Regions from separate parts of the Homo sapiens genome. Here region 1 is linked to region 2. A link is a loop called in an ENCODE intact Hi-C map of the cell type or tissue named here. Cell type or tissue: PC-9. All regions are shown on one strand. Each heading gives the region's core, and the rest is flanking DNA. Links, peaks and the distances in the headings are about the cores only.

Region 1 (15,828 bases), core at 7,452-15,451, 100 kb after region 2:
GAAGATATTTAATGATTTAAGGATTTAAAATATATATATTGTGGGAACTACAGTGTATCAGCTTCTTTGCATAGTAAGACTACCAAGAGCTCTAGTTAAACCGAAATTGAAGTCAAAGCAACAACCAAAAAGTTAACATTGTTTATTACCTTATTTATTAAATTATCATTTATATCACCTGGCAATTTCAGATTGACTATTTTTTAATAAAGAGGCACATAGTTGGTGTAAATAGATGGAAATACATTTTCAAATTCAAAATATTTATTACCATTTAAATTTTCTTTTCTTTTTTTTTGAGATGAAGTCTCACTCTGTCACCCAGGCTGGTGTGCAGTGGCATGATCTTGGCTCACTGCAACCTCTGGCTCCTGGGTTCAAGCGATTCTCCTGCCTTAGCCGCCCGAGTATCTGGGACTACAGGCGTGCGCCACCACGCCTGGCTAATTTTTGTATTTTTTTAGTAGAGATGGGATTTTACCATATTGGCCAGGCTGGTCTCGAACTCCTGAGCTCATGCGATCTGCCCGCCTTGGCCTCCCAAAGTGCTGGGATTACAGGCATGAGCCACTGCGCCGGCTTAAATTTTATTTTCTTGAGTGCTGCCCGGTTCACTTTGGCTCCACGTGACTTCTGCTCATTTAAGCTTCACAGTATGTGGTAGCAAAAGGTTTTCTAGAATTTTCTGGATGTTAACATGCTTAATACAAGTTCTTTGTCTTTAGGAACCATATTTCTATTTCTACAAATCTCATAGCCTTGTTGTATTGTATGCACTGTAGGCAATGGGAAAATAAGTATTCAATGAATGTCAGTGAGAAAAGAAAGAAACGAGGGCTATTTGTGTATTACTCATTCAAATGGAAGGACCAGGGACATGGAATGAATTATATTTTCCATATTTTATGTATTTCTTATTTATTTTTATAATAAATTATGAATGGTTTAAGGCTGCTAAATATTCTTCTTAGGTTCCTTTGGAAAAGGCAAGAGTTCCTGAAGTTGTAGCACATTTCAATAGCTACATAGCATTACGCTTGTCAATTAATTAGACCATTTGGCTTCAAGAGTTGCTGGTAAACTCTATTTATGTATTCTCTTTTTTCATGTCTTAAGAGTGAGACTCCCCTCTCAGGGTTATAGTGGGGAAGTGTGGTTTGGAAAGGAGGCCTCAACATGCACTGACCTTGTACAGTTAACCACAGTGTCTCACAGGGTCCTGGAGAGATAGCTCTTGGCACCCTCTGCCACTGTTCAAATACCAGTGTATGTCATTGAGAGACCATGGCTTTGACCAGCAAAAGTTCAACTTTTCTCTGTGGTATACCTCAGTTTTTCTTCTTTAACCACAAATGTACTTGTGCTTTTAGGTAGGTCCTTTGGAAGTAGCACTTACGGTTTGCAGAGTAGCATTTTTGGTTTACCAGCCGTTATCTTCCATATTCTTATGGAGAGTTTTAGTTGCTGTTGTGCTCACATTTGCTCATGGCCTTGGAAGGATGTCGCATGGAAGTCTCCCAGATGGATCTCTGACCACTTGTCAAATGCAGAGAAGGTTTGCCGCAGGATCTCTTCCACATGTTCGTTATTCTGTAGGGTTTGTTATGTGCAGTTTCTATTTACATTATGTTTGAGTTTTCAAACCTGGTTTTAAAGATACAAATCAGATAATATTATCCTTAGAAGGTGATGTTTTCAAGAGTGATTTCTTTGGGTTTTGGGAACTGTGCAGCAGCATTTCAGAATCTATCTTTTATAAGTAGTATAAATTCTTCCATTTATTTTTGAAAAGTGGCTTTGCAAGTGAGTGCAGTTATGAAAACTACACTTTAGTTTCATTCTGGCTGGCTGGGATTAGTCTAAACATGAAGATTTTTTTAAAGACATGTCTGGTGTCTGACAAAAGAGATGAACAGCTATGATTGCTATCATAGAGACTATTTAATAGTCCCTCTGTGAAATGGAAGTAATATTAAATTAATCAATAGAATGCATTTGTTGAATGCATAGTGAGTGCGTGGTTAGATCCTATCCCACAGGAAAGAATATCTATTTGCTATCCTTGTTGCTGAAAGTATCGGATAGACCCCCCCGCCGCCGGTCTGGGGCATGAATAGAGTGTAGCTGGGTTAAAGTGGATGCAAACCCCTCACCCCATGGCCGACCTCCGCATTTCCAGTTGCACCTGTAAATACACCAGGGCTTCAACCCTCTTTAAACTTCCCAATGTTCTTCAAACTCCCTGTGCACGTTCTCATTTCCATATTTGGTTCCCTTGCTTTCTCTTTCTGGAATTTCCTCCTTTGCTTTCCCGGGCACTGACATCCTCCCTGTGGTTCTGGGCTCTGAGGTCCAGTTCACCTGCTCCCTCGAGGATGCACGTTCACAGTGCCTGCTGGTTCCTGACAGGGCAGCACCACTCAGCAAGTGGCCATCCTCCTCTGCTGTCTTCACCTCTTCCTCCCGAGTATCATCCTCGTCCAAAACCATTTTTCCTTCTCCAGCATCTTGTAGGTTTGTTGCAATCATCCTGTGGAGTCATTTAGTTTTTTTGATGTGTTTTTCCCCCCGGACTAGAATATGCCCGAAGGTAGAAACCACGCCCTATTCACCCTGTCGCTTGGGGCCCAGGACAACTCTTGAACATCTTAAACATTATATAGGTGTCTTGTCTCTAGCCGGAGATTTCATGGGGAGGAGGCTGAAATGTTAGGCAAGATTTTAAAACAGTTAGGTATGATTTAATAGATAAGAAGAACATGAGATATACAGCGTGATTTGTAGAATAAAAATCTTCACATAAAATTTGTCTAATTGACAGTAGAATTACCAGCTAAGAAAATGAGACCTATTACCTTCTCCTGTCATAAGATAAGGTCAGTCACAGTCTTTTCTTTCCTCTGCCTCCTTCCCCCTCCCTTCCTGCCTTCCCCCTCCCTTCCTGCCTTCCCCCTCCCTTCCTGCCTTCCCCCTCCCTTCCTGCCTTCCCCCTCCCTTCCTGCCTTCCCCCTTCCCTTCCTGCCTTCCCCCTTCCCTTCCTGCCTTCCCCCTTCCCTTCCTGCCTTCCCCCTTCCCTTCCTGCCTTCCCCCTTCCCTTCCTGCCTTCCCCCTCCCTTCCTGCCTTCCCCCTTCCCCCTCCCTTCCTGCCTTCCCCCTTCCCTTCCTGCCTGCCTGCCCCCTCCCTTCCTGCCTGCCCCCTTCCCTTCCTGCCTGCCTGCCCCCTCCCTTCCTGCCTGCCCCCTTCCCTTCCTGCCTGCCTGCCCCCTCCCTTCCTGCCTGCCCCCTTCCCTTCCTTTCCCTCCTTTCCCCCTGTTCCTGGTGGAATCACCGTTCTTTCATTGGGAAACCTCCTGTCTTCCCCTCATGACACTGAATTGGTCCTTGAGCCATGACCTGCCTCCCTCCCTTGCACTCTTCTCCCGCCTTCTTGCGGCTGCCCTGCTCTAGCTCCCATCCCCAAGGGCAAGGACGTCCTTGCAAGTCTCCTCATTTCCCTTCCCTCCTCATGCTAATACACTTGACACAAGTCTCACAGATGAATGCCACCAAAATCCAGCGAATGGGATAGGTCTCCCTCATCTCTAAACTTTTAGACCCTACCCAAGGCCTGCTAGAAAATGAGGTGGAAAACACTTGGCCTTTTGTGGGCACAGGCAGCTGCCCCACCAGTGTCCTTGCAGCACTCTGGCCTTCAGGCAGCCCTGTGCAGGGCTGAAGCCGACACCTGGGCTGTTCTGCTGGCACACAGACCTCCTCCGCGGGAAGTGTGCTCCTGCTGGCTTGTCCAGCCACCTTCCTTGTAATGGGCTTAGCGTGGTAGGGGCCACAGCTTCTCTCCTCTTAACCAGCAAGCTCCTTGAGAACACAGCTCATGTCTAAGTCATCCTTCACCCTCCAGATTGCAAGTACAGTGGCAAGCACATAGTAAGTGCTCATTAAATTGCTACCAAGTGAGTAAGAGTAGCAGGCCTGTTCAGTTGCATATTCCCCAGTTCTGTGGAAAAGGAGGGCTTACCTAAGTCTGCTTTTTAGAAGAGGAATTTATCTTTTTAGGATGGGGACACACAGAGAATGGCAGGAGGTCATATAATTTGGGTTACATTCCAAATCTCCACTGGAAGAGATTAGTGATGTCGCTATTCTGGGGGAGAAGATGAGCACAAAATCAGCAATGATTTAAAATATTTAATTGTTTAAGGAAAAAAAGTGGTCCTACTGCCACCACTGGTTTTACTAAACTCTGTTTTTGAGTTGCATGTCCGTCATGCTTGAAATATTTCACTAGTCACTTAGGCTTTTCATGTTTCCTTTTAAAGTATGTTACAAACTGTAGGGCTCCTTAAAGGGTCAGCTGGTGGAACGCAGTGGGATAAATAGAACATGGGCGCTGCTGTGTCTTCCTCAGAGCAAAGCCACCCTCCCGCTTCTGTGCTGTGTATCACTTCCCAGAGGCAAACGGAGCCCTCATGATATGCTTCAAAGAGAGTTCTGTTGATGGGAAAACTATCTGCATACTCCCTCTTGCTAGCCGTCCAGTAAACCTATGGATCATGGCATTAAGCTAGACCATTTGTTTGGAATTTCTCGCTTAATGTGACAATATGCAGTGCACTTCCTGGACCACAGAGGGATAGACAGCAGCTGTTGGCTAAGTCATCCTCTGATAGGAGCTAAGTGATCCTCTGTTAGGAGCTAAGTGATCCTCTGGTTTCAAACCTAGACCCAGTTGGGAGTTCTTCTGAAGGCTGAGTGCAGTAAAGGTTGTGGGTGGGGTCAGAGGGCATGGAGTTTTCCATGTGTGGTATCATGTTGGCGCTCAAAAAGTTTTATATTTTGGAGCATTTTGTATTTTGGATTTTGGGGTTAGGAATATTCAACCTGTAGCGCATTTCTTTTACAAACCTTCTCCTACTCCAATTAATCATGTTGATGGGCATGAAGACAGCACATTATACTTTATATATATACACACACACATACATATATACGTATAATTATACGTATATATAATACATACATACGTATAATTATACATATATACGTATAATTATACGTATATATAATACATACATACGTATAATTATATGTATATGTAATACATACATACGTATAATTATACGTATATGTAATACATACGTATAATTATATGTATATGTAATACATACATACACATATAATTATACGTATATGTAATACATACATACATATATAATTATAAGTATATGTAATACATACATACGTATAATTATATGCATATGTAATACATACATACGTATAATTATATGTATATGTAATACATATATACTTATAATTATATGTATATGTAATACGTATAATTATATGTATATATAATACATATAATTATATGTATATGTAATACATATAATTATATGTATATGTAATACATATAATTATATGTATATGTAATACATATAATTATATGTATATGTAATACATATAATTATATGTATATGTAATACATATAATTATATGTATATGTAATACATATAATTATATGTATATGTAATACATATAATTATATGTATATGTAATACATATAATTATATGTATATATACCTAATTATATGTATATATACCTAATTATATGTATATATAATACATACATACATATAGTTATATGTATATATAATACATACGTACATATAGTTATATGTATATATAATACGTACATATAGTTATATGTATATATAATACATACGTACATATAGTTATATGTATATGTAATACATACGTACTTATAGTTATATGTATATGTAATACATACGTACTTATAGTTATATGTATATGTAATACATACGTACTTATAGTTATCTGTATATGTAATACATACGTACTTATAGTTATCTGTATATGTAATACATACGTACTTATAGTTATCTGTATATGTAATACATACGTACTTATAGTTATCTGTATATGTAATACATACGTACTTATAGTTATCTGTATATGTAATACATACGTACTTATAGTTATCTGTATATGTAATACATACGTACTTATAGTTATCTGTATATGTAATACATACTTATAATTATATGTTTATATGATACATACATATAATTATATGTATAATACATACATACTTATAATTATATGTATAATACATATATACATATAATTATATGTATATATACATATTATATGTATATATACATATATACATTTTGTATATAAGTATATATAATATATACAATTATACATATATAATACATATATACGTATAATTATACGTATATAATACATATATACGTATAATTATACGTATATATAATACATATATACGTATAATTATACGTATATATAATACATATATACGTATAATTATACGTATATATAATACATATAATTATATGTATATAATACATATACGTATAATTATACATATATAATACATATACACATATAACTATGTGTAGAAACATGCTTTAAAATTAAATGTTATTATAAATTTGGAGATTGTAGATGGAATAGATTAAAATGTAATTTATTTGGCTGGGAGTGGTGGCTCACACCTCTAATCCCAGTGCTTCGGGAGGCTGAGGTGGGTGGTTCACCTGAGGTCAGGAGTTCGAGACCAGCCTGGCCAACATGGTGAAACCACGTCTCTACTAAAAATAGAAAAATCAGCCAGGCATGGTGGCAGGCACCTGTAATCCCAGCTACTTGGGAGGCTGAGACAGGAGAATTGCCTGAACCCGGGAGAGGGAGGTTGCAGTGAGTTGAGATCGCGCCACAGCACTCCAGCCTGGGCAACAGAGCGAGACTCTACCTCAAAAAAAAGTAATTTATTTATGATTAGGAATTAATAAAGAAGACACTTATGCCCAGTTGTTGGAATTTCTGTAAGTCTTCCCGTAAATGTGCTATCACTTTTCAGACAGCAATTATAGACTCCTTTATCAGAGTCAGTGTTACTGGGACTAAGGAGAATTAAGGCGGAGAAGACTGTGCCTCTGCTGTAAGTCAGGTGTGGGTTCAAGGTCTTTATGCTCTCAGGCTGTGCGGCCAAGATCTGAAAAGTTAAACTCCTGTCTGCCTCAGGAATGTGCTGTCTTAATTCTGTACCGGCTTGCACCTGTGCCTGTCTGGCAGCCTGTTCTCGCCGTCTTTCCCTCATCCTGGGTTCTTCCTAGGTGAACAGCCCTGACTTTTCGCAACTCAGCTGAAGTGTGCCCTACCTTGGGGGTCCCCGAGTCCCCCTCTGGCATGCCCGTGAGTCTCTGCTCACCTCCCTTGCAGCCCACGTTTTATTGTAATTTCACCTTTCCTTATCCAGCTTGCTCACACACTCAGCTCTGTATTCTTAGCACTGGGGGGTGCCTGGCCCATGCAGGCGTGCAGTAGATGGGAAGTGAATCTCACCACCTGTTAAGAAAAAGATAAGTATGACTGGGCACTGCCAGGAGCTGTGAAGGAGTGCCTGGCACAGGCCTGCTGGTGCTTCCCCTGCCCCACCCACTCACCCTAGTCTTGGGCATGGGGCCTTGGGGCTGTCTTGCGTGGGCTGGGCTTGGGAGTCAGATGTTGAAAGTGAAGGCAGAAGCCCACATGGCCGGTGCAGGCCAGGGTGGCACCAGGGTGTGGAAGGAGTAGGCCATGGAAGATGAAAACCGGGAATAGCTGGGAGAACTCCCTGCCCTTCAGCACAGCCGGGAGCCGCACAGTTCTCCAAAGCTGGAAGAAATAGTCCAACGTCTTTTTTCGTGCCTGTCTGGGTAAAATTTGCTGTTCTTCAAAGGGTGCCTGTAAAATAGGCACTGGTGGAATGAAGGGGTTAAAGATGAAAGTTACAAAGGATGGGAGCAGGGCTGGTGGGAAAAGAATCCGGGGAACCGGGAAGAGTAGCTAAGAGTGACAACTCTATGGGTGGGAGATTCCTTCTCTGGAATTAGGGAGTTTGAGTTTCATTGAGAGAACGAAATGTCTCTCAAGTCTACATATTTGCCTGGAGCTGACACTTGGTTTGGGAGGGGCTCCGTGGGACCCGGATGCTGGGGACGCACTGGCCTTGCCCCACTGTGCTAGTGCGTCAGGCCAGTGACTCACAAGCACGGGAAGGCTCGCCCCAGGTCATGCCTCCCAACAGTGTTTCCACCCATGGGTCCCAGCAGACACACACGAAGCCCACCAACTCATTTCACACACAGCCATCCAAGGAACCACTGACCCATGGCAACTAATCATACTCACATCTGCTTGCAGCTGGACAAAGACCAATGACCTGGAGGTGAAGTGCCGGTCTTCATGGTCATTCCCTCCAGGCCATCCTATTCCCCAAGCAGGAACATTTAATGTCCACCCCCGTTTAGTGGGAAAAAGGGAAGAAAAGAAGTGAAACATGAGTCAACAAAATTATATGACAGGGAAAATGAGACCAGAACTTTAGTCACATGTTGTTCCTAAGAGAAGCCAAGAAAACACCCTCATTTCCTCAAGGCGTGTGGTTTCTTGGGAGCCTTTCTGCCCTGCAAACTCAGTCTCTAATTGAGAAGCAGAATAGAGCATGTACCTCACATGTACAAATCTTAGTCATACTACAGCACAGAGAGAGACATGTTACATATTAGAAATTCACTGTTTCTCACATTTTTTGTGCTTTTTTTTTTTTTTGCCAAGAATGTATCAACTCTTGTTGTTTTCAAATTAGGGCAGAAATATTGTGTAACTCTAAACAGTAGTAGGGACTGTTTTGTTTCTATGTCTTCCATTATTAAATGGAACAGAAATATTATTTTATTTACCTAAGTTGTCCTTTCAGGGGAGTTAATGATGAATAATTATTTTCACATCTTTGGGATCACATCTATCTTACATTAGTCAAAACAAATGATGATGATAATAAAACAAATGCAGATGAAAGCACAATGATTTTGAGTTCTGTGAGAATAAGGGAGAGAAGTTAATTTTACCTTTAAAACCACAATACTAAGTATATTTTTGGAAGTTGAAAAATGTTATGCAAATGTAAGCTTTTAAGAAATCATTATTTGTACTACAACATTTGGCCTATATTTTACTGTTTTTTAAGTAATTTTTAAATGCCATGGACACTTTTTTGGGGAGCTAATTTTATTGAAGTTTATCAACTTACAGAAACATATCAAAGGCGAAGGGTACAGCTCAGTGCATTTTCCCCAAAGTGAACATAGCAGTGAACCCAGACTACGGACCAGAACATTACCAGAAGGCACGAAGTCCCTGGAGTCCTCTTCTAGTCAGTAGCCCTCACGAGTAACCAGGATCCAACGTCATCTTGTTCGGCTTTGACTTTTACAGGAATGGAGTCACCCAGTTTGTCTTCTTTTGTGCCTGCTTCAGCTTGCTGCGGGTGCTGTAGCTGGCCTGCCCTGGTGTGGCCGGGGACTCCCTTCCGTGAATATACCCCATCGTTTCTCAGTCCCTTGAACTGTTTCCAGCTGGGGCGATTGTGGATAGTGCTGCTGTGAACAGGCTTAAGCACGTCCCTTTTTCTCGAATTTTATTGAAATACAACAAAGTGCAAACATCACAAGTGCACAGCTCGATGAGTTTTTACCGACGTATACACCCGTGTAGTCACCGCCCGCAACAAGCAAAGAATGTTTCCTGCACCCCAGAAACCTCCCTTGTCCCTACCTTTGCCACACCCCCGCAGAAGGTCATCACAATTCTGACTTCTTTTCCCCATAGACAGATGCCTCCGTTCTTGAATTTCATATGATGGGATCATACAGAGTGTGCTCTCTCTGGAGAAGTTTTAAGATTCTTTTTTAGGGCATTCTTGGGCCCTGGGGGTCCATGGAGCTGGGGAGAGCCATTTTGCAGAGCCTCACAGCCACCGCGGTTAAAACAAGCGTGACACAAGCAGCACAGCGGCAAACAGGACAGAAGCTAGAAAGTCCATTCTCCACGTGCAGTCTTTGAGGTTTCGCTATCCGAAAAAAGTGTGAGTGCCTGCTGCATCTGTGTGTGGTTATCTTTTATTCACCACACCAGCATTTTGTGTGTGTGAATGAAGTGGAATTTAAAATAATAGAATTGAGGCCGGGTGCGGTGGCTCACACCTGTAATCCCAGCGTTTTGGGAGGCTGAGGCGTGTGGATCACTTGAGGCCAGGAGTTCGAACCAGCCTGGCCAACATGGCGAAATCCCATCTCTACTAAAAATACAAAAAAATTATCCTGGCGTGGTGGCCCGTGCCTGTAGTCCCAGCCACTCGGGAGGCTGAGGCAGGAGAATCGCTTGAATCCAGATGGCAGAGGTTGCGGTGAGCCGACGTCGCGCCAGTGCACTCCAGCCTGCGCCACAGAGCGAGACCCCAGCAGGACGTGATGAAGGTCAATGGGGTTTTGTCCAACTTGCCTCAGTTGGAGCAACGTACCAGTGCGCCCCTGCCGTGTGGCCGTGGGGCTTATCCCTGGGAGTGGAATTTGGGGGAAGGAGCCGGGGCCAGGGGCCAGGGCCCAGCTACAGCGGAGGCGGCTGAGCGCCTTCCAGAGGGTTGGGAATGTCCCGCTCGCAATCCCGCCGGGAGCGTGTGGGGCCCGCGCTTGCTGCGTACTCTTAATTCTGCCCAAGTAGCCCTAAGATACAGTCTCTTGCCTCCATACGCTTATTTAGTTGGGTAGGGAATTATTTAAAAGACTCCCCGAGGAAGTGCTGCAACCAGGAAGAGCCCTCGACGGCAGTATCACCAGGAAAGTATTTTGACATTTTTGCACAGCATAGGGAATGCGAGAAAGAATTTGAAAGATAAGCTGTTTAGACTTGGCAGATCTCCACATGTCCCTATTTGGTGGGATGTGAAACACATAAAAATTGTGAAAGCTGCGATGTTAAAGGTCTATCTTCCATCAAAAGCAGGAAAAAAAATCAGAAAATTGAGGACCTCATCCTGTTTAACTCATTCCAAATATGCCTTCATCAGAAGACATGTCCCAGTTAAACTGTATAACACTGCACCCTTCTCCCCTCCCTCCCTCCCTCCCTCTCTCTCTGCCACACACACACACACACACACACACACACACACACACACACACACGAGTAGCATAGCAGCTGGTATTCTTCGGTTCAGTTAAAAAGGCATTCTGTAAACAGAATGAGTGAGCTTTCCTCTTTTTGCATCCTCTGGAATGGAATTCACTGTAATCTTGAGAAGAGCGCCCTCTTGGTCTGTAGATGCGAGAAAACCAGAAATAGGCTTTATTTCTTATTAAAACCATTGACTTCTCTTCCTCCCCTTTCTTCTTTGGCACTCGTACTGTGTATTGTAAAATCTTTGTGTATTTTAAGAACTTAATATACTTTATAACGTGAATACTGATGGTGGATCTCTGAATATCTTAATTGGAGCATGAAAGAAAAGTTTCACAGTATTAATTATTTTAACATATCCTGAAAAGTTTAAGAGACTTTTAGAGAATATAAAAGATATTTGGTTTAGGGATTACTTTGTAGTACCTTTTGCATTCCTTTCATATTGTATTTTTTGTTTTCGTTTAAAGCTGATCTCTGCTATTGAAGTTATGTGTGCGTGTGTGTGTCTGACAGAGTCCACTGGGGACTATTATTATTATTTTCTTTTCTGTTTCAAACACAGTTAAGTCAGTTTGGCTTCCATTTGGAGACAACTTATTATACTCTGTAGGCCACATGGTCTATGGGGAAGAGGCTAAAAGGACTTTCAAAACTGACTTGGTTTTCATTAAGTTTGTCTACAGTTTTAGGAGTATAAATAATAAATTCACCCCCAACCCCAAGAGCTTTCTAGGGTCCTCTTTTTCCACATTGGTCTGGGGTACCTGTGTTGCTGTTGTCCATGGCTGGTCTGCTTTTATAAGAGAGACCGAGACCCCCGCCTTTCTTTCCTTTGAGAACTCCCAGCCATATTCCCCGTCTTCCAAGTGGAGACTGCCTTCGTGACCCACTTTCATCCTCATGACCACTCGGGTTAAGTGTGTGCCTCACAGGAGCACAACACAGGCATTGCTCCAGGAACTTGGAACTCATTGACCCTAGAACACCAATGAGGGGAAAACCAGGAAGAGGATGAGTACCGCACAGAATGTACCAGTTCTTCCCATTCTAGAATCTGAAACAGATGGTATGGGAGCTTATCTGTAGGGTCATCCAGACACCGGGAGAATGCAGAGCCCTCATAAAGGCCCTCAGATATGCAGCCAGCAGGGAGCCGGTGGAGTCCACCAGTCTGCATATAGCTTTAGATTTTTCTGGGAGTCCAGATGCAAGGTGTATTTCCTCAGGAAATGATGAAATGGTGACATAGCTTTTCACATGTCAGGTCACCAATGAAATTGTGAACCTGGGTAACCTGCATTATTTATGTACCCCTTTTAAACACAGTAATTTACAACAGTGAATTAAGACTTGCATTACCTGACTTTTATTTTAATTCACCATTTGAAGCTTATACATTACACCTGAGTGAAGGGGGTACTCAGGTCATCCTTTGTATTTTTTTTTTCTTTTTAGCAGTGAACCATTGAACTGCAGCTAAAATACCTTCATATGCCAGGGTGAAACCCAGCACGGGCCCTTATATGACAGAAAGGACCAGAATAGTGATATTTTAAAATAGATTTTATTTAACAAAGTAAACATACATCTTAGGATATTTGTTTGTCATTCTTGTCATTCTAAAGGCTAGCTTTTTTGTTTTTTTTTTTTAACAAAACCATTTACATAAAATGCTAGGCCACCCAGAATGTGACACAAAAATCATGATCTTAGACATCTTTTGTTCTGAAAAGCTAACCCTAATTTAGATATTTTTGGAATGATCAATTTTTTAGAATTGATAATCAAATTCCCTACACACATAAAGCCATGCATGTTTTTGGTCCAGGATTAAAAAAAATTACTTGCTTATGAAAAAGCGTAAGGTGGTGGGGGAAGGCCGGGGTCGGGGGTCAGTCCTGTCTCATCTCTGATTTTCCCCAGTGTTCCTTAGTACCTGAAGTGGTCCCCAGGGTAAAACTACCCACCCGCCTGTCACCGGCACCGGCTGGGGGTGTTTCTGTACCAAAAGCACAAGAAGCGTCTTGACCCGAGGGTCCACAGTCACAGCCTTGCAGCCTCTTATCTGCAGTCCCAGGCAATGGAAGCATTCACGGATGGCTTAAGGGCCCAGTTCCAGGAAATTCATTTTTATAACCTCCCTCAAATTGCAGAAAGATAAAGCTTCTGAGATTTTATCAACCTTTCAGAAAACTCCAGATCACCAAATAGCCATTTTCAGCTTCAATCCCTTAAATCCCTGCTTAATCTGCTCTTTCCCAGAAAGCAGCAATTGACTCACAAGTCGAAAATCCACACTACTTCAGGCTGGTGTTGAGTTTCTGCCAGCTAAGCCCAGATGACTGCTGGACATTTCCTAAATGGACTCTGCAGATACATGAGACTTAGCCTGGTGGGTTTTCCTTTTGGTATCTGTAGGAGGGGGATGAAACACTGCAGAGTTTAAAGAACAGAGATGTGTTTCCAAACTTGGCTCAAACGCAAACAGGTTGTGGGCAGTGGCATAATCCCAGCAAAGAGGCTGCCCCGAAACTCCAGGGACTTGGAGATGACCTGGTGATGGAATAGCTGGTCTGGACGGCTCCAGGTGTCAGGTGCCAGATGCCAGCGCACTCCCCAGAGTCCCCGGCTCTTCCCTGGCTACTCTGTGATCTGGAGCAGTCAGGTAATCATTGCCGAGTTCCCTGTTTGGAGCTTTGTCCCACAGTGCTGTTGTGCACGAATGCACTGTGGTTGAGGTGCGCGGTGCCACTGGATTTCCATCTACAGTTGTTACTTAAGGTTGCTTAGATGGGTAACACCAGTAACAGCACCAAGAATACAACCATAATTGGGTACTGATTTCATCAATTCTAAGATGTGCATTTATTGATGTTTTAACAACTCTGGAATTGGGATAGATCTAACAATTGATAATGTGTCATTGTTTAATTAGTACCCTTCTTGATTTCTTAGTATGGGTTTTACAATTGGTGTCGTCTTAGATGAAGTACAGCTCACATCAGGCTCAATGCTACGGGAGCCTGGTGTGAGCTGTATGTGAGGCTGCCTCCAAAGCACTCAGGGTGTACCGGGGAGACACAGAAGTAAACAACGAGAAACGTGATAAGCCTGACAATAGAGACATGCAGTCAGCAATTCGCAGGAGCCAGGTAGGGAGCAGGTGACCCTCACCTGGGGATTAGACACATGGTAGTACTGGCTGAGTTAGGTACCTCTGGTGAGGTCTCTCAGTACTGGTATTTGTCCATTTTGGAAGAACCTCCTGGAGCACAGGTTACAGATTTTGGCCTCATCTCTTTGGATGCCTCTGAGTGGTCACCAAAACCCAGATTATGAAGCAAATCTGTGCACATGGATTGATTTAAAATGTTAGGAGGTTATGAGAGTGTAGGCTGAAAATTGCCTAAAATGTGAGTCAGAGAAAAACACAGACCTATCATCTCTGGAGTTTTTTTGGACTGTTGTCAGCTGTCCCCATTTCCAAAATATAAAATTGAGAACAGCTTACTGTCTTGGAGGCACTTGTTCAGATTTAGCTTTACAAAATAAATATCTCCAGATGTGATTGTTTTATGCAGGCGTCTCCATGGCAATGCAGCTGAGGCTGGAATATGTTGTTAAAAATATACACTTTGCATGATCACAATACTATTAGTGGCATGATTTTATTTTCAGGAAATGATAATCACCTGAAGTAGAATATAAGTAAACATTTTATATCAGACTTAAAGCAGAGCCTCTAATAAAGCTTATTAACCCGATTATTCATCTCATACCTCTTTACATTCTGTCCACAATACCTGTGTCTGTCATGGTTTAAAATTGGGATTCTTCTAAGGAAATTGCAAGTGCGTGTATGTACCGACGTATTTCTATCTTTTCATGTGATGACAATTTTACATAATGGAAATTGAAGTTGGGTTCTAATTTCAACTTTGTCCTAGCGTGTTATAATAAATCTTCTAATTCAGTTTCCACATCTGTAAATGGGGATGGCACTACCTATCTTGAAATGCTTGTTATGATCATTAAATAAGATGATCGCTGACTGTGCGTGGCACCTGGTAAGCGTTTGAACACGTGGTAGCTTGCTTCCTTTCCAGCTTTTATCACAGGCTTGGATTCATTTCCTTCCATTTTAAAAGTTAATTTTTATGTTAGAAGTGAACTACAGGCTGGGCACAGTGTCTCATGCCTATAATCCCAGCACTTTGGGAGGCTGAGGCGGGTGGATCACATGAGGTCAGGAGTTCGAGACCAGCCTGGTCAACATGATGAAACCCCATCTCTACTAAAAACACAAAAAATTAGCTGGGTGTGGTGGCGGATGCCTGTATTACCAGCTACTTGGGATGCTGAGGAAGGAGAATCACTTGAACTGGAGAGGTGGAGGTTGCAGTGTGCCAAGATCACGCCATTGCACTCCAGCCTGGGCAACAAAAGCAACACTTTGTCTTAAAAAAAAAAAAGTGAACTACAAGAATATTTTGTTGTTGACTGTTCTTTAATGTGACGTTCAAGCTTTAATTGAATTCAAAAAGGAGTTCTTTAAGATTGGGGCTTAAAAATCAGCTCATTCCTTTATTCTGTTCTGTACAAACTTTTTTTTGCGCGGCCGTGTGTCCTTGAGACCACGTCATTGGGAGCTCTCAGCCTCCACGGTCTTAGGTCTGACACCTCTAAATAAGAAGCATGACATTTGGGTAGCTTTGCAAATATGGGTGTTGCCCTGTTAAACTAATCCCCGAGGGAGTCAACTTCAAATAGAAATTAACAAAGGGC
Region 2 (16,387 bases), core at 5,678-13,677:
CTTCTTCACACCCTGCAACAATAAAACACAAGGCAAAGAAAAGTTACCTAAACATTGCCAACTACAACATGTATTAAAATATCATCTGTTGAGAATCCTTCCAACTCTAGAAACGATTCATTCAAAACATTCAATAAGGCTTTTTTAAAAAAATAGACTAATTTTTAGAGCAGTTTTTGGTGCACAGCAAAATCGAGTGTAAGGTCCAGAGATTTCCAATATACCCCTGTCTCTCCCACCCCTGAAATCCCCCACCATCGACATCCTGCACCAGGATGTACAGGTTGGAACCAACCTGTATGCTGGTTACAATCGCTGAGTCTGCCCGCATCACCATCACCAGAGTCCACAGTTGAGACCAGGGTTCACCCTTGGTGCTGTATGTTCTATGGTCAAGGAGTCTTTAAATAGTTCTCACTAGGCTGGGCGCGGTCGCTCACGCCTGGAATCCCAGCACTTTGGGAGGCCGAGGCGGGTGGATCACAAGGTCAGGAGATCAAGACCATCCTGGCCAACATGGTGAAACCCCGTCTCTACTAAAAATACAAAAATTAGCCAGGCGTGGTGGCAGGCACCGGTATTCCCAGCTACTTAGGAGGCTGAGGCAGGAAAATCGCTTGAACCGGGAGGTGGAGGTTGCAGTGAGCTGAGATCACACCACTGCACTCCAGCCTGGGCCACAGAGTAAGACTGTCTCAAAAAAAAAAAAAAAAGTGCCTATAAACTGCCCGATGCCAAGCAAAGTCCTGGACCTTCAGCGTCAGGAGAACATTCCGAGAATCTGGATTCCATGTGAAGTGAGGAATCAGGAAGGAGCAGGCCTGTGGCATGCATGAGAAACTCCGGGGCATGGGCAGCAGCCCTGCCTTCTGCCTGGACATGTGGAGCATGTGCCTGGAGAAAATGCTGGCGGGGAACCCAGAGAGGTGGGCAGGAGTGGGCCACCACGGAGGGGAGGAGGAGGTGTCGGTGCAAACGGTGGCTCCCTCATGGGACACCCATCATGGTGATCAAAGGGAGGGCCATGTGAGGAGGAGGGACTGGCAGGTGCATCTGGCGGGATGCCAAACCCTCATCTGCACCACCGATATCACTTGCGACTTCATTTGAGGGGTGTCGGCAGAGGAAGTCCACTTTCTTTCCCCTTCGCCCTACGGGACACACTTATGCTCAGTAAGGAGGAGGAATGCCGGGAAGAGGCTTTCCTCAGGACCTATTCAGGCAAGTGGGTGACCCCATTGAGTGTTTCATCAGAGAAGGAGATACAACCTTAAGTGAGTCAGTGGGAAATGGAGGGAGTTCCCTGGATGGGCAATCCCGATGGGGCAAAAAGGTGTTTCTCATCCTTGATCTCAACATTCAGATCAAAGATGGACTTGGAGATTGGGCTACTGGACAAGTACCTTAGCTCTTCCTTTCAAATCGTGACAGTATTAAACGTTTTGAGATGATGGCAATCAGAGTGACCCTCTTTTCTCCCCTTTCTGATCAGCCGAGTCTCAGCGCAGGCCTCCTCTCCCCTGACAGGTAAGCTAGTACAACCTTCATTCCACAGGTGAGCCAGTGCTGCCCTCCGCCCTATACAGGTGACCTAGTGCAGCCCTCAGCCCCCACACAGGTGAGCTAGTACAGCCCTCCCCCCCACACACAGGTGAGCTAGTGCAGCCCTCCCCACTCACACAGGTGAGCTGTACAGCCCTCCACCCCCACACACAGGTGAGCTAGTGCAGCCCTCCCCCACACACACAGGTGAGCTAGTGCAGCCCTCCCCACTCACACAGGTGAGCTGTACAGCCCTCCACCCCCACACACAGGTGAGCTACTGCAGCCCTCCCCCACACACACAGGTGAGCTAGTGCAGCCCTCCCCCACACACACAGGTGAGCTGGTACTGCCCTCCCCCCACACAGGTGAGCTAGTACAGCCCTCCCCCACACACACAGGTGAGCTAGTGCAGCCCTCCCCCACACACACAGGTGAGCTAGTGCAGCCCTCCCCCACACACACAGGTGAGCTAGTGCAGCCCTCCCCCACACACACAGGTGAGCTAGTACAGCCCTCCCCCACACACACAGGTGAGCTAGTGCAGCCCTCCCCCCACACAGGTGAGCTAGTGCAGCCCTCCCCCACACACACAGGTGAGCTAGTGCAGCCCTCTCCCACACACAGTTGAGCTACTGCAGCCCTCCCCACACAAACAGGTGAGCAGTGGCTCACAGGTGAATCTTAATCTAGCTTTTCACCCTCAGCCAGCCTCTGCCAGCCTGCCTGGAGCCTCCCTATTATCACACAGTTACACCTAAGGGACCCTGGACAAGGCTGGCTTCTGGTGTTCACTGATTGAAACCTTATCATGCAAGTAAAACTTACCAGATGACAGAACCCTTTCCAATGTTAAGCAAATTGTATTTTACCACAGCCTTTTCACTCTCTTCTGAGTTACGTGTCAATGACTAAACAGGACTATCACTTGGGGACTCCCTCTGTAAGTTGTTTTGTGATAGCGGGTCTGCTGGAACCTTCCCCTTTCCTGTCACCAGCTGCATGTCCACGTGGAGGTGCAAGTGGCATGGCCAGGCCCACTCTGCCACTGCCGCCCAGCAGGGTCTTCCAGATAGTCCAGGGCAGAAGGGCAGGACACGCAGGCTTCTGACCCAAAACCTCCTGGCAAGAGTTGGCCTTGGGTTCCAGCAATGACTCCATGTTCCTTTTGTATGGGTGATTTTTTTTTTCTTTCAGCTAACAATTTTCTACTAGAGAACTCTCATCTGAGAGTTTCACGTTTTTTATGTTCTTCTTATAATTCTTTACCTAATATAGTATCTGATGCATCAGTTACTACTATAAAAAAAAAAAACTCCAAAAAGTGGAAAGTCCCAAACCCTTCAGAGAAAACAGTACCTTGAAAGCTTTTACATTTCTTTCCAGTGATCTTTTTGTCTTGAGTGAGGTAATGAGGCAGCTGGAGTTTATGGTGTAAAAGTAAACATATATAAAATCCTCTCACGCCCTGAAAACACGATCCTAGGTATTTGCCAATTTTTCAATGGCTCCAATGTTTATCTGCAATGGGGCTCATAAATCCCATGATTTGAATATGTGATTTCTAGAAATCCAACTCCATACTAAGCCAGAAAGTTTAGCACCAAAGCTCAAGACTAGATGGGCTGGCGCATTCATGCCTTTTACTACACGTGAGGGAGGCATGAACAGGCGCTTGGCAGAGGTCCTCAGTTGACCCAATAATTCATTGGCCAGTTGTCTGGGAAGGGCAGGCGGGCCTCCTGGGTCTATAGGGTAAAGCATCAACTCATATCCTCCATCTGCTGTTTCCCAAGCTATTTTTAATTTTGATTTTAAAGCCACTTGCCAAATCCCTCCATATAAATCAAAGGTTGAAATGATTTGAATGGTTTCAAATTGATCTAACAGACTCCTTATTCTAGGTTTACGATATTCACTGTATTTAGTTGTAGTGAGTTATTCATAACCCACTCAAAAATGAATGATGCATTCTTACTTTTGGAACTAGGACTTGTAGGCTGATTAAGATACCTCCCAGTAACACTTTTCTACATGTACCGATGGCTCCAGTGCTATATTGTGAGGGAAGGAATACCTCATTGAGAGGCAGCCCTGCTCATTCCACGCCAAGGCAGTTTCCATGGACATGCCAGCCGTGCGTGCACACACGCACGTGCATGTGTGTATGTGTGTTCCCACTGACATCTTACCTGTCCTCCAGAGAGAGTCTTAGGAATTCCAACATTTACAAGAGCCCGAAGTACCACACTTTGGAATGTGAGGTCTCCAGGAGGAACAGAAATATTGACTTATTAGGGCAGGGTGTGTGCTTCAGACAGTCTCTTAAAAACTCAACAAGTCTCTGACCTGAGCCTTGGCATCTCCTGAGAAGACATGGGTCTCTGAAACAGTCTCGAGACACAAATGCCTCCCTGAGGACCTCAGAGGAGGAGTGTGAGGACTGCTATGTGGTGTCCCATGTCTGTGGCCTGGCCACTCCCTCCAGCAGAGGCATACCGACTGCACGCACCTGCTGCCACCCTGCTCTCAGCCCTCCAGCCTATCCCTTCATTTTACTGCTTAACGCAAATCAAAGACAAGCCGCGATCCTATTCTTGTCAACTCCTTAATAAAAATGATGAGTTTCCTCCCACCCTGCAGCCTCCTCAAATCTCTGCTCACCCCCTTCATGAAGAAACACTGGCCCTGGTCCATATTTTAACTTCAGTCTCCGTGAGGCCTGTTTTTCCCTATAAGGTCTGGTTTGCCTCAGTGTTCTTTAAAGAATCCTGCATGGGTCTCACCAAGCATTTGACACACCTCTTTTTACAACAATCACAGGCTCATGAAAGAAACATCAATTCAATCCTCCATTAATTTCTCATTTCAAGTCTGAATTTCCAAGGCAGCAACTGTGTAGGGCAATTCCAATGCCCAGCTCTCACTGACGCCCCCTGCAGGTGTGCCTGGCTGCTGACCCCACTGAAGCTCGCAGGGCCAGGAGGTTCCTGCAGCTCCTACTGCAGGTGTGGAACGTGATCCAGGCTCGTGGGGCGTGCTGTAGCCGTTCAGCCCGGCTGGCCAAACTCCTGTGGTTGTCTGGGTGTCCTTCACCCCAAGGCAGGAAAGGACTCAAGGCCTGGCGGGACCAGTTTTACAGAAGGCCTGTGAAAGCTGGTGGGGGCACCCTACTCCCTGGAGAATGCCTGACTCTCACCTCCTCATAGGCACACAGAACCTCCCCACCCAGGGAACTCGGGACCACCGAGGAATCTGAACCGTATCCGGCACCTTCCTTCAACTGCACCAGTGAGAGGACACCTCACATCCCCAATTCCAAACTAACATGACAAAGGGCAAGGGGCTGGGAGGTCCTTCATCCACGCTTTCACTTTACAAATTCATTCACTCATGATCACTGATGTGAATTTCCTCTGAGCCATGCACTGTGCTGGGCTCTGGGTATAGAGTAGGGGGCAGATTAGACATTGCTCCTGCCCTGTGGCAGGTGACCAAGTAGACAAGAAGGTGAAATAAGTAAACAAACAACTAAACCCACATAATTTAAATTCTGGTAAGAGCTGCGAAGAAGAGGATGGTTAGAGAGCAAATTAGGAACAGTGGGTCCTTAAGTATTGCATTATCCTGTTCACAGAGAGGACTGGCTGTGTTCAGGCCTGCGCCCTAGGGCTCTGCTATGCTCCACTATTCCTTCTATGCCTACCTCCCAAGGCCAACCTCCCTGCCTGACAGCCTGAGGCTCTCACTGCTAGAAAGCAGAGACAGACTGGCTACCCCTAACCTCCAGGCCTAGGAGGGCACCACCTTCATGCCATCATCATCGTCATCATCATCATCATCATGATCATTATCAGGGAATCAGGAACATCCTGAGTTGGAGTGACTCGAAGCCCATTCTTCCTATGACTTTCAGGATGCTCCAACACTGCTGTGCTCCCCAACTTGCAGCTCAGGACTCCATTTCAATCTAGTGCCGCTTTTCAGTACCCACAGTTGAACATCCTTAGTCCCTACTCAGCTGACAGCCAGCTCAGTGGCTTCCCAGGCGCATTGGCCAGGAAACTTCAGACCTAAATTCCAAATCATGGAAGGAGTTTGCCTAGGGGGATGAATCATTACTTCCCTCAGCAAATGAATGAACATTTACTGAGGACCTGCAGGCAGTCCTACCTTGCCAACTATCTCATCACACACCAACCTGGAGGCCAGACCCCATTGGACTTATCTGCTCCTTCAAGAAAGGCAGAGGAATTAAAGAAGCTGGCAGAGGCACTGTGGACAAAGGGAAGGGGTGCTAAGTCTGATTATTGTAAGCTCTTGACATCTTTAGTGTTGTGGAACCAAAAGGAATAGTTCTGAAAAATAAATGTGAATTATACATTTTAGGAAATAAGTGTCCAAAGCAGCATAAACCTAAGAAGCAAGGTAGACTTGAAAGTCTCTGAGCTGCAAGGAAGAGATGAAGGACCGGTCATTCTTGCACCAGTTCTTAGGGACAAAACCCACGCCGGCAAGGGAGGAGCAGGGTAGAGAAAGCCACAGGCAGCAAAGAAGCAGGAGAGAAGGCTGGGTGCGGGGGCTCATGCCTGTAATCCCAGCACTTTGGGAGACCCAGGCAGGCAGATCGCTTGAGCTCAGGGGTTCAAGACCAGCCTGGGTAACAAAGCAAAACCCTGTCTGTACAAAACAAACGAACAAACAAACAAACAAACAAACAAAAAGAATAGCTGGGTGTGGTGGTGCACGCCTGTGGTCCCAGCTGCTTGGAGGGCTGGGGTGGGAAGATGGCTTGAGCCCGGGAGGTGGAGGTTGCAGTGAGCCGAGATTACGCCACTGTACTCCAGCCTGGGCAACAGAGCAAGACCCTATCTCAAAAAGAAAAAATAAAAATAAAGAAAGAAAGAAACAAGAGAGAGAGCAGGTAGCAAAGAAGACACTGGACAGAGAGTTTGAGGAAGATTTACCTGGAAGTTGTACCACAAATAAAATGGGAGGGAATAAGAGGGAAACAGAGAGGAAAACTGATCAGAGGCAGGGACTTAGACACAAAGTCAAAGAGGTCATGAGTGCTTGTCTGAAGGGCAGCTGCTCTCCCAGCTGGCCCCCGCCATGGCAAGTGTGCTGTGTGGACAGGGCCCATCAGCATCACCCTGGAGCTAGTGAGGAATGCAGGCCCCACCCCACCTTTCTTGGAGCAGAACCTGCTTTCTAGCATGACTTCCAGGTTAGCACACCGAGGTTTGCAAAGCCCTACACTAGGTGGTCGGATGGGCATTGTGAAAACAGGCTTTGTTTAGAGATAGTGAGAAAGCTGGAAACCACTGAACCATCACCCTGGGTGCAACAGAAGGTAGGAGTTATTACAGGTTCAGCATGTTCCATGACTCAGTGGGTGCCTGGCATGTCTGTCCTAGAAAAGTGATGGCCCTTGGACCTTGCTTTGACCTCTGTGACCTGTGCTGCATCTGGGGCGGCTCTGAGCCCTAAGGACTCAGTGGCTGAGCCTCTAATCCCTCCAAGTGCTAAAAAAAATTGTAGTTCTCTCTTTTAATTTTTTTAAAATTCAAAATATCCTTCTAGAGCTCTTCTTTTTCCTGTTCTGAAACTGGTAGCCAGCATTGCTGTGCCAATTCAAAACTGTAGGAATTGGAAATGTTTAGGAGCCAGTTGGCAGTGTATGTAAAGGCATAAGATGTGTTTTCCAGAAACCTTAGATTACATTCTACTCAATTGGAATGCAACAGACATTTTTTCCAGGTGCAGAACGGGAATCTTTGAGTGAGGGATTTCTTGGTTGACTTCATATATGGAAATTCTTTTCCTTGGAGTCTTATTTAAATCTTGGCATCATTACATTTAGAAAGATGTGGAAATTGGGCTGGGTGTGGTGGCTCACGCCTGTAAGCCTAGCACTTTGGGAGGCCTAGGCGGTGGATCACTTGAAGTTAGGAGTTCAAGACCAGCCTGGCCAACATGGTGAAACCCTGTCTCTACTAAGAATGTAAAAATTAGCTGGACATGGTGGCTCACGCTTGTAATACCAACTACTCACGAGGTTGAGACACAAGAATCACTTCAACCCGAGAAGTGGAGGTTTTAGTGAGCCACGACTGTGCTACTGCACTCCAGCCTGGGTGACGGAGTGAGACTGTGTCTCAATAAAAAAAAAAAAGAAGATATGAAAATCCATCTGTTTGCATGGATAGATTTACCATAGACATCAAATCACTCCAGATGCACAATCTAGATTCCTTGGTGAGTCTTTTACCTCTGGAAGAATAAAAGTCATGGAACCCTTTAAGGAAAACCAGGTTCTAGTTTCTTGAACCAGGCTCCTATCAGGATCAAATGCAGAATTTCTTGCTTGGAGTCACTAGCTGCCTGGCTGCCAGCAGAGACTCTGTCATTTATCAATGGGATACAGTGGAGTTGGAGCAGAGATCAAGAGTGGCAGCTGCAGGATTAAGAGGACATCCGGTCCTCCTGGTTGCTGCCCTGGCTCTTCTGTGAGTGACCCAATGACAGTGAGAAGAGAGTATCGTGTTGCCTTCACTAGGATCCTGTGCCACCAGGCAGAGGGAGAGTCCCTCCTTTGCCACCGGGGAAAAGGGTGTCCTCCTTGGTAGATGTCTGAGGAATCGCCCATCTCAAAACGTGGAGAAAACTGCCCAATGTCACTTCTCTCCATGGCAGATTGGTCCTTATATTTAGGACACTAAAAAAATAGGTTTAAATGACAACCTGAATGCCAGGAAACAAAACACATAAACAATTTAAACTCTTTGAGACTACTATTTCTCTACTACCACTGCAAATTGTCAACATATAGCAAGGGAACAAACCATGGAAATGCACCCAGCCCTCTTCAGACATGAGTATCATTTAAAGTGGATGCCATGTAGACGAATGAAAAAAAATGCTGGTCATTGTTCTCAACTTGCACATAGAAAATGAGCAGTAATCGAGTTATATGAATCGCAAGAACAAAACTCATCTGTCCCAAAACAAAGAATATTTTGTCCTCTACATGTTCCAAGAAACTTCTTGTCCAAGGAAGTCTTTTTAAGCCAATTTACCTCCAGCCAACAAGAGCCATCCTCTGAAGGGAATTTACAGATAGCTGACGATTGGATTGTGCCTAGCATCTAACCCAAATTCCCTCCACAGAGGAATACTGAAAAACCTACGCCAAGTGACAAACAAGATCAACATTACCTATTGTTAAAAAGTTATCATCCTTTTGAAAGCTAAAAAGTTATCTTTTCAAGGCAAAAAAAAAAAATCTATACAATTCTTTGTCTTTGACACAAGTCCAGTCAAGCTGGACTTTTAGAATTACTATTTTAATCAAAAAAGAGGCCAAAAGAGAAGAAAGCCAACTCGGGAACAAGGTTCTCAGTAAAGTTCTATTAGTTTATCAAAACAGGAAATATAAGCCATTTCCGCACATGCAGCTTTAGAAATTAAGGAAATAATTCCAACATGGTATTAGCAGGGCAAGGTATATGGAAGAGGAAGTGCAGGTCACAGTTGTACCACCCAGCACAAATCCTTCTTCTATATGCCGGGCAGCAAAGCCAGCCAATTCAGCTTCCTTTGTTTAACAGTACTTCAAGGGCATCCTAAATAAATGTGTTCACTCTACAGAATGGTCTTGAACTAGTCACCAGCTCAAGATGGTGAAATGCCTGAAGGACAGGGGCGCTCCCCCACGTACAATGAATAAGCCCCATGGGCTTTTCTGGAATGCCAGTGAGTGCCAGCAGTTATGACTGCGTCGATGCCTGTCCTCATGGAACTGAGAGACTCAGAGAAGGAGGGAGGAGCTCAGGCTGTGTATTTGGAACAGGAGAACCAGAAAGAAATGACAGTAGTTCAACGAGTTGGGCTAGACACTCTTTAGGAAGACAGACGTCCTTCCTGTCTGGAAGCAATCCTTTACGGTCTCCCAGACGAATACCTGAGGAATGGGATCATTCCCCATCCTGGTTCAACACGGCGGCAAGACATAACCAGGAGGCATGACGTTCGGTGCCCTCCCCTGAGTCATCGGCAACAAGCCCCGTGTTTTCATATCTGCACACCTTTACATTTTAACGAGCAATGACCGGCCAAGTGGGCCACCTTCCATTTCTCCTCAGGCAGCTCAATGTCTGGGTGTTTTCCACACACAGTGTGCTATTGGCAGGGCCACCTCTGACAGCCGTACTTTAGTGCTGGAGCTTGGGTCCTGACGGGCAGGACTGGCTCCAGAAAAAATTCAGGAATTTGACTGCCAGGGCATGCAGTGTGTGGTGGGCCAAAGGCCAGGGCCAGAACACATCCCAGTGACATTAGTCATCCTGAGACATTTAAAGCAGGCTGAATGACAGTGGAGGGATGGCAGGCAGGGCCCCAGGTAGGAACTGCTGAGAACCCAGGATGCTGAAGAGCAGGTGTGAGGGGCCAACTGGGAACATGAATGATGTAGCAAAGGGCAAGAGTTCAGGCAGAGAAGTGACTGGTCCTTTGAAGCCACAGCATCTTCTGCACAAAGGGAGGATGATGGCACCCTTGCACAGGGCTGCTGTGAGGGTTTGGTGATGTAACTCAGCCCCCCGAGCCTTCCCAGCTAAAGGGTCTCCAATGCCTGGCTCCCCGGCCTAGAGCTCCTGACACATGAATGAGAGGTGAAGCCCAGCCAACATAGTCTAAGCCAACGCTGCCTTGGAAATGCCTTGTCCTGGGCTAGAGATGATCTCAGAGCATGGGTGGGCCTGGTTTCAGGTGAGGACAGGTAGGCCATCTGGCTGAGTGAGGAAAGGGGGCTTGGCATTTCCTGACACACATCCTCTGCCCTGGCCACTTCTTCACAGTTCACACTCAGTGCCTTTCTAGAGGCGAAAAGCAGGCTGAGATGCGCCCTCTCACCAGCGAGGAAGGCAGGTGTGCACACGGGCCCGGCATGCGGAGGCGTGGACCCAGGTGTTCGCACTTGGCAGTGAGCCACGATAAGCGCAGGGGATGAGGCTCTGTCCAGAGCCAGTCTTCCCCGTTCTTTCATGGCCTCCCCTTAGTCAACAGAGCACCCTGGCCTTCACCCCGGGAGGAGCTGAGCCCTCATTTGTTGGGTGGTTTTATTAGGTGCTGGGTGGAGACTCACATGTGCCTCATCTTGAGTCATCTGGTCTAGAAGCCTGGAACCTACACAGCAAACACCCAGGGTGTAGACATGGGTGTGGGGCCGTCGTCAGCCGTCAGGCAGGCAGGACAGCGACCAAAGGGGCCGGGTTGAGCTGGGCAGCACAGGTGACAAGCAGCCTTCACAGTGGGCATACAGCAGAGCACTGGAGCCACAGAACAGGGCACTGAAATGCAGGCAATTTCCATCTCGGAGCACTGGAGGGTGCCCCGTCGAAATATGAGTTGCCTGCATTTGAAGGTTTCCTTGCCTGTCTTCGAATGTCTTGGTCACTAGAGTTCTGGGGCCCCTGCTTCTCTCACTCAAAGTTACTTCCTGAAATCTGTTCCATCACTCCTGCCATAGACACTGCTCCTTATATTGTCTATGGTGACCACGGGATCAACGGCTAAGACCGCTGAAGATTTTCATTGCAATTTAGATATATTTATTAACCCATGGCTAAATTCTCCTTTGAATCAGGTCTTACTCACTTGATTTCAAAAGTTAATCTTAAATGACTTTCTGTCTGGGATTCCCAAGGCTTTGAGTTACGCAGGAAACAACGCCCCAAAAGCCTCAAACAAGAAAGAGTTCTCTTTCTTTTCAAGTATTTTGATACTGTTCCTTCAGTACCCCAGGAAAGCTCCTCATTTCCAAATTCACCTCTCACTGGCCTTCATTGCTGGCTCCTGGCCCCCAGGTTGTGAGGGTGATAGAGGCAGCCCAGGATCCTGGCTGGGGTTGCCCAGATACATCAGCAGCGCCCCGGAGCTGGGTGTGGGCAGGATCCCAAAGCCCATCTTCTTGATGTCATCATGAAGTGGACACACAGCTGGCACTATTCTGAGAACTAACACGCACCCCAGCTACCTTGCAGAAGGTGGTCCCCCTGTGCACAGGTACACATGCCCAGGCACAGATGAGATGGAACAAGATGAGAGCCTGGGTGTTGCTATCTGACTCACGTGACTTCTGTCCCACACAGCAGCTGGGGGTGTGTCAGTGGACCAATTGCCAGAAACCACCTTCCCTTGCCCCCTGTCCTTCTCCACCCCTAATATAGATGGCCACCCTTCATGTTTTTGTAAATCACTAATGGCTGTCTAGGTCGGTACTTAGCTAGGTGGGTGCTTCTGGTATTAACCCTTTAGTTGAGAGCCCATATCAGGTTAAAAAGAACGGGTGAGGACGAGATGTGCATCAATGTGAGTCTGACTTTCTTCTTTCCCAGGTGAGTGGCTGGTGTGTTTGAGGAGGCCTCGACTGTACCCATAGGGAAGGTGAGGGTGTGAAGCCAGCATCTGCTGTCCTCTGATTCCTGCACCCCACTGCTTCCCAGGAACAGCAGGCTTCGCTTCTCCTGAGACCCGCCGACTGGGGTTCTGCTCCCCTGCATCCACTGTTCCCTCCACTTTCAAAGTCTCTTTTTCTTTCAACTACAGCGGAATGCTTAATCACTTATTTTACATGCTGAGGGAATGTGAGGATTTTCAATGCATTGAGTATGAACACCTCTGAAGTTCCATCCTCGCAAAGAACTTGCGTTTGTACACACTGTTCCTTCAGCTTGGAATGTCCTCCATACCCTCACCTTCCTTGTCAGTGTAGTCAAGACCAACTCAAACACACCAGCCACTCACCTTGGGAAGAAGAAAGTCAAATCACATTGATTCACATCTAGTCCCCACTCATTCTTTTTAAGAACAGGCTTTTCTGCTGTAACACAGTATATGACTGTTTCTGAAAAATTCTCACACTCTGCAAAACCACACAGCAAACCACCGAGGTCCATGGGAAAAACAGAGCTGGGGCAGACCACTCAATACCGATGCAACTTTGTAACTAGGGCCTTAATAAAATTGGTAGCAATCCTAATACAAATAATAGCACAGTTTAATGGACATGTTAACTTCTCAAGTAAAGAAATATTGCAGTAAATAAAACAGTTTATCTTGAAGAAAAGTGATGGCATAGTTTCATAGAAGGGGGTGTAAGGAAGTGCTGAGACTGCTACACTGCAGAGAGCAAGGACAGGATGACCAAAGATTGGGAAGAGCTGTGGAGAAAGCATTTCTAAGGAGAGTATGTGGCCTGAGCGAGGCAAGAGAGAGAATACTGCGGCCCTGGGGTCTCGTATAGAGTTCCATTCCTTGACAGTTTGCTGTGCTGATGTGTATTCTTCTACTTACCCTCAGCTATCCTGTTACTCAGTGGTACAAACACCATGCTGGGAAAAATGTCACGCATGAACTAACATGACTTCCATCTCATACTGACATCATTCTCTTCTGTTCCAATTACCTATCAGCAAGTATGAGTTAGAGGAGATGTGCTGTAACAAACAGCCTACTTCAATATTCTCTCATTGGCTACTCATTTAAACCTCAATGTTGTCGTCAAATAACTAATAAGAAAATTGGCTGCATAAAAGACCATCTTTTATGAAGGCTATTTGTCATGTCATCCTTTTAATAGCCTGAGGGATTTTGTTCTGTCTCCGTGTTGAGAAGAACAAGTTACAAGGAGCTTTTAACTCTTGTTCAAGAGGCCATCAATGTAATCATAGTTAGAAGTGAGTTTTCAGACTCATAGGTACACATGCAGTGAAGAGTTTCACATGTTACATTTAGAATAAATACCCTTACATATTTATGAGCTATGTTGTTTTTCTTCTGTTTCGTTAGGGAGAGAGTTCACCGAGACATCATCTAATATAAGCATTACCTCACACATTATCTACACTAAATTTTAATTATTTATACGGCATGCCAGTTCTTGGTATTCTTTGGCAATGAATGAAAATGTGTATGTGGTTAGTATTGGCATATAGGTCTAAGGTAAATATTTAGCCCTGTTGGTAATAAACAAAGTGGGTCCATCTCTTGAAGCTATTTATTCCAGAGAAGTACCTTCAGTTTAAGAGTTCTGTTCAAAACCTGCCCTCTGTGCTAAATTTGGGAGAAAAAAATCTGAAAAGCATGGAATGAAAGAGATCCAGGAATCCTTTTTCAGAATACAATAAGATTTCTGTTCTGGTTGGTGAAGACTGGTCTAGGCAAGGAAGGTCCCCGTTTGCATTGGCACACAGCAGCGCTGCGCTGCCCGGGCAGGCTCAGCCTCAGGTGCCTGCAGCTTTATCTTTGCAAACTTGACCATCAAAGTCCCAGGGGCTTTGGGGCCATGGACAACACCACACCCATGCGACAGCCACTTTACCTACCTGCTGGCCTGGCTTCTGGGTTAGAATTTCTGAATTTCTGCCCCGCCCTTTCTCCTGGAGGTACGCTGCCAAGTGAATCACGCCTGGCAGCTTTCAGACGGCGTGTACCTATGCCTTCCCACATCAGCAGGGATCGAGGATGCCTTTGCTGTGAACTCACACTCGGTAGTTTTTTCTCTGCCTGGAAGAAGGTCTGTGCATAAAATCTGCTCTAAGTCACAGCAGACGCCTACTCCTGGGGCCAGCAGAGGAGAGCACCCACTGGGTACGGACAGGCGCAGGCAGCACTCCGTTATTTGGGAGTGGATTATCTACCTGGATATTTCAACAGTGGATTTTCAATCCCACTCCTCTCTGCCCCTCACTAGGTTGTTGGGATTTTAATTCTTGTGTTCGATGGACAATCAGAGACCACACACACAGTCACTGCAGTATGAAGTTGCAAAGATTGCATGTTCCCTGGACTAGGTTAGACCAAGTTTTGGACGCTAACCTCTGTCGATAAGGCTAATTTGGAATTAGCATGCACACATTTTTAGGTTTGAGCACGATTTTTAGAGTCTCCTGAGTGTGAAATTTTAGGAGCCAGCTCTACCCTGCTCTCCTATACCAGTGCATGAAGACAGTTGATTTTTCTAGTCTTTTTACGCTTAATCTGGAGTGTTTGCAAGAAGATGGGTTCTTCCTGGGCTCCAGAGTGCTATGATGCTGTCTTGTGCCTTTGCCCTGCCCTAAGCTTCCAGTCGGGTGTGCGGGTCTCCAGTGCTGCAGATTTGGTTTGCTCTGAATGGCACTGTGTTTGGGAGAAACTTGATTTGCTTTGGACCAAGGGTGCCCGGGCTCCAGGCCATGTTTCGTGGGGGCGGTCTTGTGAGGAATGCTCATCCCACATGCCCTGCAGGGTCCTCATTTAAAAAATGGGTAGAACCTACTGTTCCTGCCTCCTGGGGTTGCCGTTAGGATGAAAGGAGATTAACCCACGGGAAGAGGTGAGGATAGTGCCCGGCTCCCGGCAGGAAGTACCCAGCATCCATGGTCCATGTTCTTAACCTGCATTTTATCATCTTCCCCTAGTGGGGGAAGATGCTGGTGTATTTCCATCTCACGATACAGACCTGGGGAACAGCAGGTGTCAACACTGTTATTGTTCAAGGAGATTGCTCTTTATGGAGACACTTGCATGCTTTAGGATTTTCACTGAGTAAGCATGCATATAATGCTGACTCTATATGGCTTCCAGAATTCACCTTAAAAGGGTCTTACTTGATTTAATGTTAAGTTCTAGGTACCATCAATTTCTCTGAAGTAAGATTTCAAAAGGAAAAAATTTAGTAAGCTAATTCATCTCTAATAAGTCAAATTCTTAGCTTTCTTTATTCTATCTCTCTCTTTCTTTTAAAAAATTCAATGAGTAGCTGGCTTAGGCACAATTTAAATGGCTCATCTATGCCGAATCTTGTACCCGAGGTCAACCAATGAGCCAGGGTCACTTGGGATCCAGGCCAAGATCCCCATTCTCTGTTCGTCACTATGAGCCTAAGATAAAAATTCGTGAGTCCTGTCTAAGCAACAAGGCTTGTAGTCCTCCTATGTATCAAAAGTGCTCTTATCATATTACAAACAACTAACATGCTGAGATTATAAACATCCACAAACGCGGACTTCCTCCAGTATTCTATGTGATGTCATCTGGCCCTTCTTTCATATCCGCTTTTATTATGCTCCTGTCCTTTCAAAACAGACTGTGTGCCACAGTACAACAAAAGCCAGGAAACGTCGGCCCTCTGGCAGCGAGACAGAGCTGGAAACAAGGAGAAACTGATAAAGCAGAAACACCTCCAGATGGAGAAGTAAAGAATCAATCCTGACACAGCAACTCAGCCTGGCGTCTTTAAAGCCGGTATCCCCTTACGCACACCTAAGGAAGGCTCCTGCTCTGCTCCTCTCAAAGTGGAGTTGTTACTGAGTTGTTTTCATCAGTGCAGGTGGACATTCCCCAGAAAACGTCCTCTAGCAAACACTTCTGAGAGTCTGCTAAGTGCTAAGATCTAAAAGCCAATAGGCAGGCCCCTTGTCCTTGGGAGAAGACAAGCCAGTGGCAGAAATCAACAGCCCTGAACAGTAAATCCTTAACAACACCTAATCAGCCACAAACTATGTACACCCAACCTAAGGCTCGTGAGTGAGTCCCACAGCCACCCTTAGTCACTGCTCCATAGGGGCTGGACGGCCAGCAGCTGGGATTTCTGGCTATGGGTGGGAACATGACAGAAAGCAGGGAACACAGAGCTTTGTGCAGGGCGGTGTTGGTCTGACACTCTACTGGGGAGAAGCCCGTCGTCCCGATGACGCCACGCGCTTGGATGTGTTTTAAAATGGGGTTCTGATGCGAAGGCAGCGCTGGCCACCGACCTGCTCAGTGAACACCGGAAGTGGCGGGCGGGCTTCTTTCCCTTCTC

What was found. Peaks named below come from ENCODE experiments on the same cell type or tissue, not always from the same donor. Only the 100,000 strongest peaks of a DNase experiment are listed, where the experiment ranks them.
Region 1: it touches region 2 in a loop (9-fold over the local background); 4 of 110 quality-filtered maps call a loop at or near these places.

Annotation. Positions count from the first base shown.
Region 1 is chr13:110,243,010-110,258,837 of GRCh38, reverse strand. The region is part of intron 1 of COL4A1 (collagen type IV alpha 1 chain); the gene reads left to right. It overlaps LOC124903212 (a long non-coding RNA gene), which reads right to left and starts at 8,396. Exons shown (of 3, transcript XR_007063872.1): 1 at 8,215-8,396; 2 at 7,253-7,389; 3 at 2,154-2,530. In PC-9, for the core only: a CTCF peak has its summit at 11,221; no DNase peak of the experiment used is centred there.
Region 2 is chr13:110,341,097-110,357,483 of GRCh38, reverse strand. COL4A2 (collagen type IV alpha 2 chain) reads right to left here. Exons shown (of 48, transcript NM_001846.4): 4 at 1-12. Among named protein-coding and RNA genes, the nearest start is that of MIR8073, 8.3 kb to the right of the region's middle. RefSeq lists enhancers at 4,064-4,576, 9,576-10,434, 13,383-14,331, 14,332-15,281 and a silencer at 16,353-16,387. In PC-9, for the core only: no CTCF peak of the experiment used is centred there; DNase peaks (open chromatin) are centred at 9,583, 9,743 and 10,653; H3K4me3 peaks cover 1,112 bases; H3K27ac peaks cover 4,299 bases.